Linked DNA regions of Homo sapiens: region 1 is linked to region 2. A link is a loop called in an ENCODE intact Hi-C map of the cell type or tissue named here. Cell type or tissue: dorsolateral prefrontal cortex. All regions are shown on one strand.

Region 1 (8,000 bases), 1.8 Mb after region 2:
AGAAGCCAGGCAGTGGGAGCAGGCACTTCTGAGCCTGTGAGGGCAGGGGGATGCCTTCCTGGGCCCCCAAGAGTGCAGGGATGCCTGGGTCCACAGCCACAGTTTGGGCGGCTGCAACTGCGCCTGGAGGGTGGGGGCCGCAGGGCTCCTGCCTTCTCCATGGAGTAGGAGGCCCAGGTCTACAACTGTGACTTGGGTGGCTGCAGCTGAGCCTGGGAGGGCGGGGCTCCTGCCTGCTCCAGTCCCCCTAAGAACACAGGGAGGCCCAGGTCTGCAGCCATGACTTGGGCAGCTGCAGCTGTGCCTGATGGGGGTGGGCAGGGCTCTTGTCTGCTCCTTGTAGTGGCAGGCTCCGGTCTGCAGCCACAACTTGGCTGGCTGTGGCTGCACCTACAGAGCTCCTGCTCAGAAGGGGCAGGGATCAACTCAGAAGGGGCAGGGATCCCACTTGTCCCTGGCTCCCGCCGGCTCTGTGGAGTGTGCAGCCCATATGCAGCCCCAGCCACACCTCCCCACTGTACCCAGCATGATGGCAGCCACCGCTCCAGATGGGCCGCCTCTGCCATCATCGCTATCATCCAGAGTCCACGTTAGGGTCCACTCTTGGTGTTGGACATTCTATGGGTTTCGACGGATGTGTAATGACATGTATCCCCCACGACAGTAACACGCAGAGCACTTTCACTGCCCCAAGTCCTCTATCCTCTGCCTGTTCCTCCCTCCCTCCCTCCCCTGTCCCCTGGCAACCACTCATCTTTTTACTGTCTCCATAGTTTTGCCTCTTCTGGAATGTCAAAGAGTTGGGATCATACAGTGTGTAGCCTTTTAGATTGACTTCTTTCACAGAGTAATGTACATTTAAGGGTCCTTCATGTCTTTTCCTGGCTTGATAGCTCATTTCTTTCTAACCCTGAACCACACTTGATGGGATGAATCACAACTGATGGTTCCACTCACCTGCTGAAGGACATCCCAGCAGCTTCCAAGTTTTGGTGAGTATGAACAAAGTTGCTGTAAACATCCACGCGCAGGTTTTGTGTGGACACGTTTCCAGTTCCTCTGGGTAAAAACCCAGGAGCTCAACCTCCACCTGTGTCTCTTAGGCAGCCCTCTTCTGCCGAGCTCTTCTCTTAGGCAGCCCTCTTCTGCCGAGCTCTTCCTGCTCTTCTCGTCTCCAAGCCTGGCCCCAGTGCCCTGGCTCTTCTCTCTGCCTCCTGAGTCCTCCCAAGCCTGGCCCAGACCTCGGGCTCACACTCTCCTCCAGATGCTGCAGCGGTCATTGCCTAGAGACTCACTGAGCACCTGCTCCCTTGTTACCACTGATCTGCCGGGTGTGCGCGTTCTCTAAGGGACTCGTGTCTTCACAGGACAGACTTCATCGTGCTCCCCTGAGGCTTCTCTCAGGGCTCAGCAGCTTTGGGGGCCAACTTGATGGGTAGTTTAGTTGATGGTTGCTGTGAGATCTCAGTTCTTGTCTTCTTAGTTTAAGGGAGTTTAAGCAAGAGACACACAGCAAAGGAGGCGGCATGTATAGTGATTTAGTGCAAAAGAAAAATAATATGAGAAAAGTTTGGTGCAGAATGGGCAGTACACTCTGAAAGAGAGGATTCGGGGTCGGCTGCTCATGAGGATGAGACGGCAAAGACTGGAAGGAGGGAGATTCCCTCTATGGGAGTCTTCCATGATTACGCATGAGGAGGTGCGAGAGGCGTTGCTGGGAAGCTTGTTCCGGGTGCTCCTCCAGGTGCGCACGCGCAGTACCCGTCCACGCTTGTTCATACGTCGCCTGTCTCACTAGCGTCTTCAACGCCAGGGTCGGTGTGAGGACAGGTAAGCTCACAGTGCGCGTGCTCTCCAGAGGGGAAGGTCCCTACTGAAGATAGCTGTGCTCAAATGAGCTCCATTACACTGCCAATGCTGAGGCTTGCTGTGTCGACCGTACGGTCACCATGGTCGCCATGCCCCGAGGACCTGGTCACTTCCTTGACTACCTGTCCTGCCTCGGGTTTGATGCCCACATTTACAGGGCACTTTGAGATGCTGCTGCTGCCAGAAATGAACATGTCATTAAGGTGTCACACTTGGCCCTCCTCAATCTATCCCATTGGGCCTCCTCTCTCTGATGGATGCCATGGCAGTGCTGTGGGCACAGGCTGCACGGCTGCTGTGTGGTGTGGGTCCAGGTGCGGGAGAGGCAGGCATTGCAGAGAGACGCCCAGGTGCACAGGGGCGGCTGCAGGAGAGCTTGAGGCTCGGGGCCTGGGAGGGCTGGGAGGAGAGATGTCTCCACACAGCACGTGTGAGCCTAGCACGTGCTCATCACCGGGGAGAGGGTGGGGTGGGTGGAAGAGGTGTTGGTGGAGGGGGATCCAGAACAAAGGGCAGTGTGTCTGGCACTATGACAGTGAGTGCCGGGCGCTGGCCTTGGTGGGAACAGGCTGGCCAACCCACGTGGCACTCCTTGCCTGCTCCCCGTCCCCTGTGGGTCCCTTTGGTCGCTCAGGACCCCACACCTGCCCTCTCCAACCCACACTCATCAGGCGCTCAGACCTGCAGCTTCCTAACCTGCTGCATGTGGCCTGGTCAGCGAGTTCAAATGACCAATTCCCAGGTCCCAGCCCAGACCTCAGGATTACTGGGGAGGGGGCCGGACTCTGCATTTTAAACAAGGTTTCGATGACTCTGGAAGCCGCACTGTGAACCAAGTCACTCCACTCTTGCTGGAACCAGTCTGTCGGCATCTGATGCCCTCCTGCCCACCACTCTGCTTTCCATTTTAGCGTCGAAAGTGGCTTCCAGCAGAGGACACTTGGGAGGGACACAGCCACACCCAGGACCCAAGGCCCGGGTGAGATCCGGAGGCTGTAGGAACGCTAAGGGGCGGTGCTGGTGGTCCAAGGACGTCCCCCGCAGAGTGGACCAGGAAGAACGTGTCAGAGGATCTCTGCGCCGCAGCATCTGGGTTGCATCCTGTGAGAGACGCCGCGGGAGCCCAGCAGCACGGCGTTTTCTGAGTGTGGCCCCATGGGCAGCAGCAGTGAGGCCTGCAGGGCGTGAGGGCCTCCCCTGCTGCTCCCCTGCCCTGTCACTCACCACATCCCGCATGTGGGGCCTCCCTGCTGGTGATGAAACCTACCACACTTGGGCCACTGGTCATGATTCCTGCAATAACCAGCTCCCTGATAATTAAGATCTGTTGGCCAGGCGCGGTGACTTACACCTGTGATCCCAGCACTTTGGGAGGCCGAGGTGGGTGGGTCACGAGGTCAGGAGTTCAAGACTAGCCTGGCCAACATGGTGAAACCCTGTCTCTACTAAAAATACAAAAAATTAGCTGGGCATGGTGGCAGGGACCTGTAATCCCAGCTACTCGGGAGGCTGAGGCAGGAGAATCCCTTGAACCCGGGAGGCGGACGTTGCAGTGAGCCAAGATCAAGCCACTGCACTCCAGCCTGGGCAACAGTTCGAGATTCCACCTCAAAAAAATGAACTGTCTGCCAGTCATGGTGGTGCATACCTGTGATCCCAGCACTTTGGGAGGCCGTGGCTGGAGGACCGGAGCTTAGGGGTTCAAGACCAGCCTGGGCAACATATGGAGACCCTGTCTCTAAAAAGAAATTGTCGTATCGAACAAAGTTCCTTAATATCTGGAATATGCTGACGCCTTTCTTCCTGGATCTATTCCTGAGAAGGTGGTCACTGAGCTTCCTCTTCCGAGACAGCCTGGCGCTCTGGACGCTTGGCTTCCGCTCGCTGGCTCGCCGACGCCCTCTGCTGTCCACGGTTGGGAGACCTGAAAGTCGCAAGAGCGTGCCCGTGACAGGAGGCTGTGCGCAAGAAGACGTTTACAGCCGTTTTATTTGTAATAGCCCCAAACTGGAAAGCAGACGGGTGTCCTTCAACAGGAGAATAGATACATACACCGTGGCAAATTTGTACAAGAGAACAATCTCCAGCAATAAATAAGAGCACGCCACTGATGCGCGTGGCAATTTGGAAACCTTCCACAGAACAGCACACGGATTGCATGGATGCGAAGCTCCCCTCAACTAATCTATGGGGAAAATCATCAGAAAAAATGGGTGCCTCTGGGAGAGTAAGGGCAGGGACTAGCCAGAAGGGGCAGCAGGGCCAGGTGGAGACTCACTCGCCTCTGTGGATACTCTGGTCATGCGGCTTGGGGAGTGCGTGTCCCTTGAAGAGCCTGATCCAGAAACAGTGCCGTGTTTTCTGAAACTGAATGCAACGAAGTGCGGCTTCATCCACTGAGTCACTGCCCATCCCCTCAAGGATCCCCAAGGAGGCGACGCTGAGTCCGGAACGCAGGAGGGAGACCGTTCTTCTTCCCGTGAGGAACATGCTCCAGGGTCCGGAGTCTACGGAAAAATAGGAGGGTTTGAGAAAGTGAAACCCGTTCATTTTCTGTGGAGCAGAATCAGCAAATGCTGTCTCGGGGGGCCCTGTGGGCCTTGGGAAGCATTTTGGACTAAACCAGAGGATAATGAGACACCACTGGAGGTTTACCAGCAGAGGCGGTGCCATGGGGTTTGCGTCTCTAGAAGATTCTATGGGGGATCACCAGCACGCCCAGCTAATTTTTGTATTTTTAGTACGTTGGCCAGGCTGGTCTTGAACTCCTGACCTTCTGATCCACCCGCCTCGGCCTCCCAAAGTGCTGGGATTACAGGCGTGAGCCACCATGCCTGGTCCAAGTTTTGTATTTTTAGTAGAGACAGGGTTTCACCATGTTGGCCAGGCTGGTCTCGAACTCCTGATCTCATGATCCGCACACCTCAGCCTCCCAAGTGCTGGGATTACAGGCATGAGCCACCGCACCCAGCCCATTTCTTTTACCAGTACATCAAAGACTCAACTGTTACCTCTTCAGATATTGCTTCTGGCTATTTCCTGTCTGATCTCTTCTGGAACACTAATTGAACATATATTAAACTTTTTTTTTTTTTTACTCTGTTCTCCATCTCTCTTAACCTCTCTTTCTGATTTTTAATTTTTTGTATCTCTGGGTTGCTTCTGGGTTCTTCTACCTGTTTTATGGTTCACTAATTCTTTCTTTGGCTGTGGCTAATTTGTTGTTAAACCTGGTTTTTAATTTTGATTATTATATTTTTTCATTTCCAGAAATTCTATTGAGTTGCTTTTCAAATATGCTAGTCTATTTTATACAGTTCCTGTCTTTCCCCAGAAAATTTCGTCTTGCTTTTCATGTCTCTAATCATAGTGTGCATAGTTTTAATATCTTTGTCTGGTAGTTTGAATATCTGAAGTCTTTCTAGGTCTGTCTGTCTTTTCCTTCCCACCCACCCCCTCCTATTTCTTCTCCTGTTTTTCTTCTTATCTGATTCACTCCCATAATACCTTATTTTCTGTGTCATGATTGTTTTCAGCTGTCCTTGAAAAATTGCTTGTAGGTGTCCTGTGAGCCCTGCACGAAGCTGTCCCTCTAAAGAGGCTGGCATTTGCTTCTTCCAGGCGCCCAGGGGCCGTGGTAATCTGGGACCACTTTACATTAATTACATTAAATTACAGGCTTAAAGAGTTCTCGGTCATGGGTGTGATCCAGGTCACCCGTGTGATGCAGCTTTGGACGTGGCTGGCTCATGCCTCTGTCTTCTCTGAAAAGGGTTTTCTCCTGCCCCTGCCCCGCTTGTCTTGCCATCCCTTGATGATGTGGGGTTGGGGGGTGTTACCTCTGATTCACCCTTACCCTCGGGGTGTAGCCTTTGGGGTTCTCAGTTTTATGGAGAGAGGGCTTCCTCCGACACTCCCCACTGGCTTGGCGTTTTACTCTTGTGCCTCTTGCCCTGAAAGACCATTAAGAACTATGCTTAAGTACACTGGGGCAGGTGAATGCCCCCGTAGTAAAAAGAGCTGCCGTCTTCAGCCCACCCATCTTGTTCCTGCTTCGATTTAGATTTTTGGCCTAGTAAGTCCTTGCCGTCTCATCACTTCTCTGATGAGTTTAAGGAGATTTAAAAAATCTTAACAGCATTTTCTTTTGTTCTTTTTTTTTTTTTTTTGAGACAATGTCTCACTCTGTTGTTGCCCAGGCTGGAGTGCAATGGCGCGATCTTGGTTCACTGCAACCTCTGTCTCCCGGGTTCAAGCGATTCTCCTGCCTCAGCCTCCCGAGTAGCTGGGATTACAGGCACCCGCCACCACGCCCAGCTAATATTTGTATTTTTAATAGAGTCAGGGTTTTGCTGTGTTGGCCAGGCTGGTCCTGAACTCCCGACCTCAGGTGATCTGCCCGCCTCGGCCTCCCAAAGTGCTGGGATTACAGGCATGAGCCACCACGCCCAGCCCTTAGCATCATTTTCATCGTTCTATGAAAGGGTTCGTTCAAATAATCTAATAAAAATATAAGACAAATGTTTATTTTTATAACGATCCCAGCGGATATTCACATCATGACCGTGGGTCTTTGCTGAGGTCTAGGCATCTTCGGTTACCAAGCAAACCTCCCCTCCCAACCTAACGTGAACACCTGGGGTGTGTGGACCACATTTCACAAAACACTCCTCTATATAACCCAGAATATTTGGAGTTTTAGAGGGTGGTCTTAGAGAGAGGTGAGAAGGAAGTGAGGTGGGAGGGAGCAGGAAGGGGGATGCATGCACAGTGGGGTAGAGGCCAACGGCCTTTCCAGGAGCAAAGATGCCTAAGATTGCCTGTGCGGTTATTATTGTCGGATCCTTAGCAAATCTCTCCTTCCCATGAAAATTTTGTATTTGGGTTGGAAACGATAGAGGAATGAGGTTATCAAAAAAGGATTGTGATATGGAACCAACAACACGACCACACCCTCAGTCACAAGCCCCGTGGTAGAGTGATCATTAGACACACGAGTCTCAGAAACCAAAAAGGCTGAAGCATGCTTTGTGCTTCCACGAGGCATGAATTCAAGGCACCTTTTCCAACATCTTCAGGGGACAGGAAGGCTCCAGGATAGATTTGGATGGCATGACTATTTCCTGCACAGTTTTCCACAGCTCAAGCGCTTTCTCATCTATTACTGTTTTTGTTTTTGTTTTTGTTTTTGTTTTTTTTTTTGATATGGAGTCTCGCTCTGTCACCCAGGCTGGAGTGCAGTGGCACGATCTCGGCTCATTGCAAGCTCCGCCTCCCGGGTTCACGCCATTCTCCTGCCTCAGCCTCCCGAGTAGCTGGGACTACAGGTGCCCACCACTACGCCCGGCTAATTTTTTGTATTTTTTAGTAGAGACGGGGTTTCACTGTGTTAGCCAGGCTGGTCTCGAACTCCTGACCTCATGATCCACCCACCTTGGCCTCCCAAAGTGCTGGGATTACAGGCATGCGCCATCGTGCCTTTTGAGACAGTCTCACTCACTCTTCGCCCAGGCTGGAGTGCAGTGGTGTGATCTCGGCTCACTGCAACTTCCGCCTCCTGGGTTCAAGCGATTCTCCTGCCTCAGCCTCCCCAGTAGCTGGGACTACAGATGCCTGGCTAATTTTTGTATTTTTAGTAGAGATGGGGTTTTGCCATGTTGCCCAGGCTGGTCTCGAACTCCTGACCTCAGGTGATCTGCCCACTTCGGCCTCCCAAAGTGCTGGGGTTACAGAAGTGAGCCACCATGCCTGACCTTTCTTATCTACTACAAATCCTTGTCCCTACAACCACCTCTGGAGGTAGGAAGTGACAGGAATCATTATCCACATTTTACACATGCCGATCATGCTGTAAAAGAGACAGATGGACAGAGACTTTGGGGAGAGCCCCACCGATGACTGCTCTTGTAAATGCTGCACATTTGCACACTACCTGGGAGAATCAGAGGCAAAGACAAAGATGTGAGACAAAGGGGTTGAGGCTGAAGGAAGCCCTCTGTCAGCACCGGCACTGCCCGTCACGTGGCAGCACTGATGCCCTGGCACCTCAGAATTATAAAAAAAGGGTGAAGCACCAATACTAGTGGCAAACATTTCACACAAAGGAAAATAATGCCACAATCACCACCCAA
Region 2 (8,000 bases):
TGCAACCTCTGCCTCCTGGGTTCAAGCGATTCTCCTGCCTCAGCCTCCACAGTAGCTGGGATTACAGGCGTGTGCCACCATGCCCGGCTAGTTTTTGTATTTTTAGTAGAGACGGGGTTTCGGCATGTTGGCCAGGTGGGTCTCAAACTCCTGACCTCAAGTGATCCGCCTGCCTCAGCCTCCCAAGTGCTGGGATTACAGGCGTGAGCCACAGAGCCTGGCCGTATTTCTAGGTTTTATGGCTGGCCTCGCAGGAGAGGGGTTCTGGTTTCTATGACCTGCACTGGGGAAGAGGCATTCTACTTTCCGTGGCCTACCTTGAGGGGTGGTGGGGTGCGGGCAAGGGAAGGGGCCAGAGGGTCAGAGAGCCCTTGCCTCTGAGGCCCTTCCGGTGTCCTGCAGTTCCTCAGTGTGCCAAAACCACAGGCCTTGGGGTATCATTTTCTGAGCCCCAGCATATCCCTCTATTTTGCCCTTAGGTCTGGAGGAAGGTTCCAGGGCATTTGCCCTTGGTGGGTGCAGGTAGGGAGGATCTGCGGGTCTTCCTCATGCCAGGAGTCTTATCCCAGAATCAAAGGCTCCTGGTGGGTAGGAGCGTGTCCCATGTGCAGCACGCTTGGCTGTCCGAAGTTGCTGATGAGAAGCAGCATAGGATCTGGCAGGGACGGTCCTGAGTGGAGAGGCTGAGATGGGAGGTGGTGGCCCACGGTTAGCGGGCTGGATTTTCTGGGGCAGCCTCCATGCCAGCATTTTGTCTTCATCCCGGAACCCTGTGCACTGAGGTGCAGGAAGCGTGTGTAGTTTCACACACTTAAGTGTAAGAAAGCATGTTCCTGTTGAAAATAACACCCCGCTGGGCATGCTGTGGGGTGACGGCAGGTTTTTGCCCTCCTCCTGCAGCTAAGCACTGGAGCCCTGGGTTCCCATCGGGGCTGTGGCACTGTGCTGTTTCCCGGGCCACTGCCAGGGAAGGAGCCTCCTATATTGCTGGGCAGGGCCTGCGTGCAGGTCCAGGTTTATAAATTTTAGAGCTTGTTCAGAAAGCAGGCAAAAAGTGCTGTTGGAGGTGCTAAGATATAAAGGTTTTTCCCCGGGTGTGTATTATTTGCTACTTAATATTCTAAAGAAAAATTAGAACATTAAGTTATTAACATGAATGTTTCTGCTTTTCTTTGCACTGTGTAGTGGCAATTTCAAATGCAAATATAAGAGCATTTAACTTGTGTGTGGGATACTTGAGCTGGCCCATCTATGTCTATCTCAGCTTCTGCCAGGATGCTGGAGGCACTGCACAAAAGGAAATGCTCTTGATCCATGCACATTCCCTCAGCGAATGCTGCCTTAAGGCTAAGGTTACCATGAGAGAGAAGGAGCTGTGGGTTGCCCTCTCATTGCCTGCCTTCTGTGTCATCTTCAGTGTGAGTAGTTGGCTAGTACAGGCAAGAGACAAGGCAGAGAGGATATGATGGCTTCCTCCGTCATCCGTGTTTCTTAGAATGCAATTGCTCTCTTTCTGGGCTGGAAGCAAGTTCTCATGTGATTGGAAAGCGTGGTGCCAGGGCTGTCAGCTCCAGCTGTCCTGTCGTAGCTGGTTACATGCTGATGTTGCCCTCGCCTTGAGTCTTGTCACCTCCGATGCTGAGGCCCACTGGAACGCTGCTTCTGGCGCATCGCGAACCCTGCATGTTAGCCGGGTGGCAAGGAGTAGCCAGTTCTCTGCTCACCCACATGCTCTGTGGTGCCCCTGCACTAACAGCACGAGTTCAGATAAAATTATTAAGAATTTCGAGATGACGAAAGCAGAACGTGAAACTGAGTGTGGTCCTTCTGAGTGCAGGGCCCCATGGGACCGCACAGGTGGCAGGCCTGGAAGGCCAGCCCTGCTTCAAGGAGTGTGGCTGAAGGAGGTCGGGGAACTCAGGCCCTGACCCCAGGGTTCTCCTTTCCCGGAGATTCTGTTAAAGGGCCACTCACCTTAGCCATGATCTTCTTTGAACTTGCTCCGAACTGCTCGCTAGAGAAACACACACCCGGTCACCTGTGACCCCTTGTTCTAGGTGCATTCCTGCAGGGACATACTCTCCACCTGATGCTGAAACCACCACAGCAAACAGGTGCTGTCATGAATAGTTGACATGTATTAAGTCATTTAATTCTCACCACAACCCTATGAGGTAGGCATCTTCAGCCCCATTTGACAGATGGGGAAACTGAGGCATGGGTGAAGCACACTGCTCCTGGTCATAGTACCTGTTGGACCTGGGATTTGACTCTGGGCCTCCTGGCTGCAGTTTGCCCTCTTAACCCCTATGAGGTGTGAGGAGTCAGTGAATTGGCTCCTGTGGCTTGGGAGGGAGACATGTTCCTCTGGGTGTCCAGGGACAGCACTGGGTGCAGGGTGGAGTGCTGGGCTGTGGATGGGCCCATATTGGTCCTAATGGTAGGCAGAGAGGGTGAGGAGGTGCCCAGGACCGGCTTTGCCAGAAGGAGAGAGAACGCTGGCACCACAGGAGCAGCCCACCGTGAAGGCCATGCCCTGCCCGAAGCGCGGTGCCTATTTAGAACCCGAGGGCCCCCCAGCACGATGGCGTTTTGGGGGTTATTTTTGTTGGTGGGGAAACAAGCTCAGGAATTTGCCAAAGCTCTTATCCAAGGGGCGAGTGGCTCAGCCAGGGTTCATTACCAGGCTCCGGATCCTGCTTCTCCCGGATCACAGCAAGCGCTGTGCTTAGGCCTGGGGTGGGGGACGGATTCTCCCTGAAGGCAGGTCTGACGCGGGCGGGAGCACCCACCCCGCTGGGTTCTTACGGCGGATCCGTTACCTGGGTCTCCAGAGGGTGAGGTCGCCGTGGGCACCCTGGGAGCAGCAGTTCAGATAGAAATCCTCCCATGCCGTGTGCAAACACTAAGTTTTTTGTTTTGTTTTGTTTTGTTTTTTTTGAGACAGAGTCTCGCTCTGTCGCCCAGGCTGGAGTGCAGTGGCGCGATCTCGGCTTACCGGAAGCTCCGCCTCCCGGGTTCACGCCATTCTCCTGCCTCAGCCTCCCGAGTAGCTGAGACTACAGGCGCCCGCCACCACGCCCGGCTAATTTTTTGTATTTTCAGTAGAGACCGGGTTTCACCCTGTTAGCCAGGATGGTCTCGATTTTCTGACCTCGAGATCTGCCCGCCTCGGCCTCCCAAAGTGCTGGGATTACAGGCGTGAGCCACCGCGTCCGGCCGCAAATACTGGAAGTTTTAAGTCAAGCGAACAAACATTAAACTGTTCTGTCCTCTTACCTTGACAAATACACCTACCAGTGACCGGGAAGGCTGCCTTGTGAATTTAGAAAGTCCTGGGTCTTGGCAGCTTCAGGGGACAGATCGCCCCGCTCACGTTTGCCCCTCTTGCTTCCCACCCTGTTTCTGTCCCTTCCCCGGGGCCCTGGGGCACACAGGGGTGGGATCGGGGGTCCAGGCCGGGAAGGGCTGCTCAGGCTCCGGGCACGCACTCCTGGGGGCGGCCTGTGCACATCCCTTTTGGAGGGGTCTGCCCCACGCATCCGGGGAGGTACGCAGCCCCTGGTGCCAGGGTCCAGGTGGTGCTACTGGGGAGGGCGCGTGCAGGAACCAGCAGCCCTGGAACCAGACGCCAGGGTAGGAGCTGGTCACGAGCCCTGCCTGGCTGGGTCGGGTCCCTGTCCTGGGTCCCAGAGTGCCCTGGACGTTGGGGCTGCAGGGACACCCCGGGGCCAGCGACGGCAGGTGATGTCCAGGGCCCCGCGCCAACTGGGAGCTTTGCTGCCGCTGCGGCCTTGTGTGAATTTGGAGGGACAAGGCCGGGGCGCGAACTGAATCTACTGTCATATGCGGAGTCAATGCACCATCTCCAGGACCTCGAAAGCCTCAGTTTCCACGTATGCAAAACGGTCCATGGTGCCCTCGTACCCTGGTCGCTGCTGCACCATCGAGGTCAGCGCGCGGCAAGTCCCAGGTAGGCCACGTCGGCTGCAGACCTCGGCGGCGGGCGGTGGCGGCGCGTGTCCACGCGAGGGCGCTGCGCACCGCGCTTCAGCCCGACCTCGCCTTCTGCAGGGGCGGTCTCCTGGCGCCAGGGGGCGTGCGAGGACCGAGGAGAGCGCAAGAGTAAGCCCGCGGGTGCCGGAGCGCGCGCCCCGCCGTGTGCTGGGTCCAGGGCGCGCGGCCGGCCTGTCCGGGCCTCCTTCGCAGACGAAGCGGCTGGAACGTCTCGGGGGCGCGCCAAGCCGGGGGCGCATGCCTGCACACGTGTGCGGGGCTCACCTGGTGCTGCGGCCGGCTCGGGCGTTGCCTGCACGCACCGTGCTCTACCTGCGGGAGCGGAGTGGAGTCCGCGGTGCCTGCGTGGCCGGGGCAGGGCCCACAGGGTCCGGCTCAGAGCCCCGCCCCGCTGCCTGCGGCTGCCGAGCCTTTCCAAGCTCGAGGGGGCCGGGACCTTTGGGAAACCAGCGCCTGAGGCTTGGGGGCGGCCGTGCTGGGAGTGGCGGCTGCCGGGAAGCAGGGCGGATCCCTGGACACCTGGAGCCCTGCCCCCTCGTCCCCGGGGACCCGGGGGTCTGTCTGGTTGGGGTCCGAGCGGCCTCAGGGTGGGCGCTGCATCCTGGCCCGGGGTGCACGGTTGTGCGGGGGACACACTTGTCCCGTCCTGCCCGAGCTGCGACCTGGGCCAGAGAAGGGAGCGGAGCTGGCATAGCCCCAGCCCCAGCTCACTGGGGCGCCTTGCCCGCCTCCCCAAGCCTGGGCCGGCTTGGCCGCTGCAGCCACCGGGCCTGGGCCCCAGCACTCGAGCCGCAGGGCGTCGCAGGCCTGGCCTCGCTTCCCCAGAGTCGGCCCTCCCCAGGAATTTTTTGTTCCTTAGCCCTAGTGAACCTTCTGCGTCCCCTCGAAGAGGGGAGCCAAGGGACCTTGGGGACAGTTGAGGTTCGGGTTTTTAAAACACCAATAGGCTTTATTTTTAGAACAGTTCTACATTTACAGAAAAAATGAGCAGCTAGTCCGGAGTTCTTATTACAACCCCTGCTGCCTCCCCCCGTGAACATCTTGCACAGGCGACGTGCATTTGTTCTAATGAACGAACAAATAGTGACACGTTACTATTAGCTAGAGTCCATACAGCTGAGGTCCCCTTTCTGTCCCAGGATCCCACCGGGTCGCCGTCTGCTCACGCTCCTTGGCGGCAGCATTTCTCAGACTCTCCTTGTCTCTGGTGATCGTGACGGTGTGAGAGTATTTTGAAGGCTCTTTCTCGACTGGGGTTTTCTCATGGTCAGGTTGGGGCAGCGGTGTTTTGGGAGGAAGCCCGCAGAGGCAAGGCGCCGCCCCCCTCCCATCACATCGAGGCTACACGCTGCTGACACGCCTTCTGGCTGCGGCGCTGACCTTGGTCACCTCGCACGTCTCCACCCCAGTTCTGCTTTCTCCCTCCTTCTATAGGGTGTCGTTGGAAGTCCCTGTGTGCAGCCTACGCTGAATGAGTGTCCCTGAGGGGGAGGAGCCCATAAATTGCTGGGTTCTGCGTGGAGACTTCTGCATATTCATCTCTTTTCTCCATTTTTTTTTCTTTTGGAGACAGGGTCTCTCTCTGTCACCCAGGCTGGAGTGCAGTGGTGCGAACACAGCTCATTACAGCCTCGACCTTCTGGGCTCAAGCGATCCTCCCACCTCAGCCTCCCAAGTAGCTGGGACCACAGCCATCATCACACCTGGCTAATTTCTTTGTATTTTTTGTACAGACGGGGTTTTGCTATGTTGCCCAGGCTGGTCTTGAACTCCTGATCCTCCAACTTTGGCCTCACAAAATGCTGGGATTACAGACATGAGCCACTGCACACAGCCTTCTCTGCATTTACTCATCTATTTGATCATTCTGTCAGTGTAGACTCATAGGTATTATATAAGGGGTTAGGAGGGGTGTGGTTATAGGCTGCTGGTGTACACTTGGGCACTTGTTGTGTGTGTCCCTATGCTTGTCTGTGTTTGAAATGTTTCTAATGAAGTGAAATAAAGATGGGGTTAGGGCCGCCACTGAGGGGTGAACCAGGCTGGTAGACAGTCTCTTACCAGAGCCTGCCCCTGTGTCAGGGAGGGCTGGGTCTGGATTGGGCTGTGTTGGGCCTTTGTCCCTGCCTGGTGCCCTGTCTGTGCTAATGGCTATGGTCCTAACAGAGGCTCCTGGGGCCTAGGGGGTGGTTCCTGTTGGCCTCTAAAACCCGCCCTACTCAGTGACCGAGAGAGCAAGTTGGGACCCACTGGGACCGGGCCCTGCCCTTCAGGTGGCCCTGTGGCCTCTCCGAGTGCATGGCAGTAGAAGTGGTGGGGGACATTGCAACCTGCAAAGTGCTGGGCTGGAGGCCACTTGCTGAGCCACGCTGTTTCTGGCAGGGACTTTCTGACAGGGCTGATGTGTGTCCTGAAGGGACTCCTGCCTGCGTTTGGGGCTGTCCCTGAAGCGAGAGCACGGGGTGTCTGTGGGGGCTGGCTCCCCTCTCCTGAGCCCACCCCGGTCTCTGTGGATGGCTGCCGGCCTGGGTTGATGGATGTGGGCTCATTATCTTGTCTGTCTTAGGGGAAGGTATTAGCTTGGCAGTTCATAAAAGATTTTAATTAAAGAGGGAAGAATCATTTTGGCAAACTAGCCTTGTTCCCACACTCAAATGACCTGTCAAAGTTATAAGTTCGGTTAATTTCCACACAAAACCTTGCTATTTTGGGGGAATTCAGCTGGAGTCTGGGGCGACACAGCCCTGGGACTGGGCACCCTGGGTGGAAACCTGTTTCCCTCTCTCTTCTTGCCTGTGAAAGCCCCTGGCAGCCACCCTGTCCCTGCTTCTCCAAAGCCCCACTCTCTCTGCCCATCTGCCCACAGTCCCCATGGGTCCCAGTGTTACCCTTGACCCCTTTTCCACATGCCCTTCCCGCCCAGGTCCTGGTCTCCTGCAGAGCTGCCTCATCTCCAGGCATCCACGTAGACTGTTACATCCTCTTCTCCATGTGCCAGTGATGGGATGCTTAAAATACATTTTGAGAGAGTTATGGGCTCACAGGCAATGGCGAGGGATGGTACAGAGAGACCCTGTGTACCCTGCCCTGTTCCCCACAGCAGGAGAATCTTGCAAAATTGGAGTGCAGTAGCACAGCCGGGACATCCCACCAATACACCACGAGCCTTGTTCTGGCTTCAGTTTTTTGTGCACTGGTCTGTGTGTGTGGGCACGTTGAATTCTAGACAATTCCACCACAAGCACCCACAGCCAGATGCAGAACAGCCATCACCGAAGGCTCCCTCCTGCCCTTTCACCCACAGCCACCTTCCCTCCCACCCAGCTCTCCCGGGTCGGCGGGTGGGTCTTTTTAAACCACACCGCAGGTCACGCCTCCTGTAGCCTGCAGTGGCATCTCCCAGGCCTTCCCAGGCCTTCCCAGGCTGGGTCCGCAGGACTCCTCACCATGGCGGCAGAAGTGGCCCCTGAGTGACAGCAGGTGCACTTGCCCTGCCCGGCTGTCTCAGGACCTCCTCACCCCTGCCTGGATGCTGCCTAGCCCACCCCTTCCACTGCCTCCCTCACACTCCTCCCCCTCCCCCGCCCGCCTTCCCCCTATGCTCTCCCTCTGACTAAGGGAAGAGTTTCTCAGGAGCCTCGCTGCCCCTCTCTCTGTCTCTGTCTCTTTCTCTCTCTCAGTCTCTTTCTGTGTCTCTCTGTCTGTCTATATCTCTGCCTCAGTGTCTCTGTCTCTGTATCACACTGTTTCTGTCTATATATATCTCTGCCTCACTATCTCTCTGTCCCTTCATGCTACTAGGACGTCTGGCTGCCCTTTCCTCCCTCCTGCATCCCTGGCATGTGGAACGGTGCTCGATGACTCAGATCCCTGCTCCCTACCTTGGTCTTTCCTGAGCGTGCTCAGGGCTGTGCTTGGGGACAGGATGGGGACCTGTGGCTTCTCTCACCTCCTCTCCTGCCAATGCCTGCTGCCCTGCAGGC

What was found. Hi-C counts contacts between places; a loop is a spot of excess contacts. Peaks named below come from ENCODE experiments on the same cell type or tissue, not always from the same donor. Only the 100,000 strongest peaks of a DNase experiment are listed, where the experiment ranks them.
Region 1: a loop joins it to region 2, with 4 times the contacts of the local background. A loop is called at or near these places in 2 of 110 quality-filtered maps.

What each region holds. Positions count from the first base shown.
Region 1 is chr10:132,019,473-132,027,472 of GRCh38, forward strand. No RefSeq gene overlaps it. Among named protein-coding and RNA genes, the nearest start is that of BNIP3, 42 kb to the left of the region's middle. RefSeq lists an enhancer at 1-653. In dorsolateral prefrontal cortex, CTCF peaks have their summits at 3,779 (motif pointing left) and 3,983; a DNase peak (open chromatin) is centred at 3,769; H3K4me3 peaks cover 1,240 bases.
Region 2 is chr10:130,186,222-130,194,221 of GRCh38, forward strand. LOC124902561 reads left to right here. Exons shown (of 2, transcript XM_047426136.1): 2 at 1-8,000. The coding sequence starts at 3,847. The coding sequence ends at 5,004. Among named protein-coding and RNA genes, the nearest start is that of GLRX3, 54 kb to the left of the region's middle. RefSeq lists an enhancer at 3,606-4,106 and silencers at 3,948-4,277, 4,328-4,447. In dorsolateral prefrontal cortex, CTCF peaks have their summits at 4,058 (motif pointing right) and 4,285; DNase peaks (open chromatin) are centred at 2,650, 4,090 and 5,380; H3K4me3 peaks cover 832 bases; H3K27ac peaks cover 653 bases.